Linked DNA regions of Homo sapiens: region 1 is linked to region 2. Evidence: chromatin loops called from intact Hi-C (ENCODE). Cell type or tissue: K562. All regions are shown on one strand.

Region 1 (2,500 bases), 1.0 Mb before region 2:
TTTACTTGATTAAAAGCTAAACAAATGTGACATTTTACCTTTCAATTTAAGCAGTGTTAGTTTTCTAACCTTGGAATTTAAAAAAAAATTCAATTTAAATTCAAACTGCTCATTACAGAAAGTTAAGAATGATCTTCTCTAGCACAGTAGTCAGTATTTTATCATTATTATGCCTATCTTACATGGTAATGAAAGTTGTCGAGCTTGTGAAATAGGATATAATGACTAGGGATATTAAAATTGATCATATTTCTCAAATTCATTAACAATTAGATTCTTGACAATGCCTTTAATTATTTTCCTTCTGTAGCATGTTGGCTTGGGTAGTTTTTACATCATGGAGGGCATAAAATGTTTTAACATGTTTCAGGAGAAAGTGGTTTGCTTGTAATTTGTATCTTCCTCCATGTGTACAACTTTAATTTTGACATGGATATGGTCCAAAGATACATGAGAAGGGTGGACAAATGATTCACTTTTAGAGGTTTATAAGACTACTCCTTAGTTCACTGGAAAAACTCATTTGCTAAATGGACCCTCACTGCTCTGTGAGATGTTTACTTTGCTCTTATGTAAGTTCAGACTGCTTCGTTCTTCTAGCATTAACTTAGTTTTGGCTATTTCTTCTTATCCCTTTTCATGGTATATAAATGCTCAGCAGACACTTAAAATCATGTGAAAGACAAACCAAACTACTTTTATTTTAAAGCTAATTTTCTGAGTGTAATTTTCTTATCTGTGAAATAAGAGTTGCACCATAGAAAAATATTTTTTTAAAAAAATGAATGAAGCAAATCTGATCACTTTAATCTCTTTGTTGTTTAAGGTTAACATTCCCCTAAACACCCTGAAATGTAAAAGAAATTTTAAACAAATTGAGGGTACTCTCTATATTTCCTTAATTAGTATATTTTTGGAAAGAGTATGCTGTATACTGTTTTTGTTCAAAATCTTTTCCTCAGATAAATAATAGGGACATTGAATAGAAATAAAATGATGCAGAGGGTAAAAGGCTATTGTGAGACTTTGCTTTCTTTCAACAATTAATATATATGTTTTCACATTCAGTTGCGTTTGGTGATTACAACAGAGAATTCCTTGAAAATCGCAGAAAGATCAGTACCTGTCACATGCTAAATGTGGTATAAATTATGCCAGCTGCGTTTCTAGGCGCCAACACCAGACGGCGCTAAAACACTGCAGTTAGTTGCCTGCCTGCCAGTCGAGGTGATGTTCACACTTCGTTCTACGCACAACGCGTGTTCTGTACATATTGCTAAACTGAGGGATGGGCAGAGAAGGGCAAACTGTAACTACAGTTTATTTTAGCTCATGTTTAAATACAGGATATACTCTGTTTTCCTTCTGTACAGGAGAGGGAACTCTTCACAGGTGAGCTCAAGAATGCATTTCATTACCCTTTGTCTCTTGTTCTTGTTGGCAAAAATCAGTGGTTAGGTGCCTGAGTGTGAGCAAAGAAATAACTGGCTATATCCGTCTAAATTAATCACTAGTAAGGAAAATTAGGGAAGTTACAGGAAGTAAAGACCCTCAGGCAAAGGCTCAGGGATAATTTAGAAAGAACTAGAAGGGTGCATGGTGGGAGTGTAGTGAAGAAGCAAACTTGATTTTTGAAAACCCAGAAAAATATAAGAACTAGTTTTCTTCTTTTTCCCTGATGCTATTGCCTTTCAAAACGATGAAATAGTAAATGGTAAATTTTGAGATTGCATGTTATAGTCAATGCAAAAGTTTTTAAGAAAAGCAGATATACTTGCTGCTTCTTGAGTTAGAATATAGAATGAGAGATCTAACACAGCAGTGGCTGTGTTATAGATAGAAAATGTGATGGAAAGCAGTTGCAAAGCTGGGCATAATTCCATAAAATTTTTCTTTTTTTAAGATATATTTGCTAGTAAGGCAGTATACACACAACAGAGCACTTCAGTTTCAAATTATGTTAAAACATCTATGAAGTAGTCAGCAGTATCATAGATTTTTTGCTTCTGCCATTCAATGAGGCCCTGTCATTGACAGAGCTTGGTGACTACCAATTGTTGATGTTGATGGGCTATGCTGGGGCTCTCAGGAGAGCTGGGGTCTCTGTTCTCTGAGGTTTTCTAAAATTCTGAGATCATATGGTTTCATAACAATGAAAATCACTTGATAGCAGCAATGGAGTTGTCGTTATGAATACCGATTTGTTTAACTGTTAGTTGTGAACACCTAGGAATGAATTTGCTTCTTAATGGCCATATTATATTGGACATTCTCAGAAAAAAAGGTTTTTAATGAAGAAAATAAAAACCAAATTTCAAAATATACTACAATTATATTTTCTATTCATTAGACAAAATAAGAGAAAATGAAAAAACCATAAATTGATGACTTTAAAACTAAAAATAGGTTATTTATTCTTAAACAAGAATTTATTTCTTCTTTAAGAAATATAATAGCTGAGAACCTCAAAAGAAACCTACACCTAAGGAATGATGTGAAG
Region 2 (2,500 bases):
GATAAACTACTGTATATAATCATGGTGAGGGCTGCTTTGCCCAGAATAGAGTGACTTCTCTTGGAGGCTCTTATAATGATATTTGGCAGAACTGTTGCAAACTGTTTTCAGTCTTCACAGCAAGGTTGTAAAGTAACTTATACTTTAACACGTGAAAAAACGAATATACAGAGTGGGTGGACTAACTAGTTTACATAGCTAGCAAGTTAAAGCCAAATTTGAATTCAGATTTTCAGACTCCAGGTCCAGGGCCCTATGGTCATCAGCAGTGCTGTCTCAGAATAATCTTTGCCTTTTCAAATTCTCCTTAGAAGCAGGCTTTTATTTTCTTTTTGCAAACAGTAGATCTCATTACATTCTTAGAGAATGAATGAGTCTAATAATTCTTACAGACACTCAGGGCAAGACATGCAGTAGGCACCTAACAAATATCTGTTGACTTATATTGGCCCTGCCTCAACTTTAGGACAAGTTAGAATGAGTAAGCTATTTACCAAATTTAGACAATTCAGAGGGACCTTCGGTGACTAGCAGTGATAACGTGGCTGCCAAAGGGCTACTCGTGGGATCATAGATCAGCTGCCACTGTGTGGTCTGGAAGGGTCTGATCAGCAGGCAATACAGCTCTCAGAAAGAGACACTGACGAGCTGCATGCAGCTTGTTTGGGAATTGCGCATCCTAGGTGAGGCTTCATTCAGAAACTATGAAGGGCTCACGTCCTGGTCAGAATCCCACATGGGCAGGCTATGAATTGAAGGCTTAAACCATATCATGCTGGAAACCACACAGGCACAAGGACCTCAATTTTGCATCTGCTGAAAAATCTGGGTTAGTGTCTCCAAAACATCTAAAGCAAGAACGAGAGATGTCACTAAAACACACCTATTTATTCTTTAGGAAGAACTGTTAAATTAAAGTCATTCTTAAATACCCCCCATCCCAAATTGAGATATTTGTTGACACAATCCACATAAGCGAATGCCGTCAAGAATAGATTTGCTTTCTCTGAAATCATAACATGTATGCAAAGAGACACCTAGTGGAAGAACACCTAAGTACAATATTTAGCTTAAGACCAAAGATTAAATCGTCCAACTCCCTAATTTGACATTCTTTCAATTTCAATAGCGCATTTTTTTAAACCACTAGAATCATAAACTCAGAAATCTAAGTTTTCAAAAAGAAAATGTTCTATTTGTTTTTCCAGGAAGCATTGGCTCTTTTATTGGTTGTTGTTGTTGTTCATTAGACTATCTTACGTATAAATTACTGCGAAGTAATACAAAAATTACAGAGCAGACTGCAGCTGGCCAGCCACTTTACTTCACCTTTCCCTGAACACATGTGGGCTTATTTTTTTGTTTCCATTCCTTTATAGACTTTGCCTGTGAGATTTTCCGCTTGTCTTTGGGTTGCTTTTTTCTTGCTTTTAACTAGGTAAAGCCAGACTTTTTTTTTCCAGCCAGCTTCCTGTGGTCCGCCCAGCTTCCTGTGGTCCACCCACTCTCATCTTTACATGCTCACTTTCCCACTCGTACCTCACCTACACTGGGTACCGCACCCACCTCCTCATCTTCCATGCACACGTGCACCTTCCTCTCTCCCTCCTGCCCTAGATACCTTCATTTAACCTCAAAAGGAAAACTTTGTTATCACAAAATAGAAGGAATCACCTATTTTTTTCTTTACTCCATAGTACTAAAATTCAGCTATGACAAACGTTGAAATTATTATTTTTAAACTCCTGCATAGAAAAAAAGTTTAGATTGGAAATTGATTTTTAATTTAACAGATATGTTTAATTGCAATTTCTATGACCTCACAGGCACCACTTCATGGGATTTTACATCTGAAAGAGGAACATGTGCTCTAGCAGAAGCCAGACTGACATTCACCAGGTCCAGGTCTCCTGACACTGCTGTGCTACAAAGAGCTGAGCCCTGTGGACAGGTCCGGGAGAATGAGACGCCAAGTAGAGAATGGGAATCCAAGAGACGCCAAGGCTCCAGACGTATGGATGCAAAAGTGATCTTGAAAGTAGAGATCCTCCGATCCTAGCCACCCCAGCTAAAGTCACATGGGTCAAAGATGAACTGCCAAGCCAAGTCAACCCCTCTCCAAATTCCTGTCATGGTCAAAACAAAAAGGTCCTTACTCCACTGTTTTCAATAAGTAAGAAGGTCCTTATTCCTACATCACATGCTTGATGGTGACATGTTGAAACCTTTTCCTTTGATATTAGGAATAAGCCAAAGATTCTCATTATCACTTAACAACATTGTCTCAAAAGTACTGGAAAACAATGGTAAAAATATATATATATATGATTAAAAGGTAAAAAATCAAGATTGTCAGTATTTTCAAATGATATAGTTTTACATGCAGAAAGAATCTACACATTAATAATTACAATTAAAAAGTGGGCCAGGCGTGGTGGCTTATGCCTGTAATCCCAGCACTTTGGGAGGCTATGGTGGTGGATTGCTGGAGCTCAGGAGT

The links. Hi-C counts contacts between places; a loop is a spot of excess contacts. Peaks named below come from ENCODE experiments on the same cell type or tissue, not always from the same donor. Only the 100,000 strongest peaks of a DNase experiment are listed, where the experiment ranks them.
Region 1: it touches region 2 in a loop (8-fold over the local background); 6 of 110 quality-filtered maps call a loop at or near these places.

The regions. Positions count from the first base shown.
Region 1 is chr6:153,230,045-153,232,544 of GRCh38, forward strand. No RefSeq gene overlaps it. Among named protein-coding and RNA genes, the nearest start is that of RGS17, 100 kb to the left of the region's middle. In K562, a CTCF peak has its summit at 1,170 (motif pointing right); no DNase peak of the experiment used is centred here.
Region 2 is chr6:154,276,411-154,278,910 of GRCh38, forward strand. All of the region lies in intron 2 of IPCEF1 (interaction protein for cytohesin exchange factors 1), which reads right to left. Among named protein-coding and RNA genes, the nearest start is that of IPCEF1, 79 kb to the right of the region's middle. In K562, a CTCF peak has its summit at 1,038; no DNase peak of the experiment used is centred here.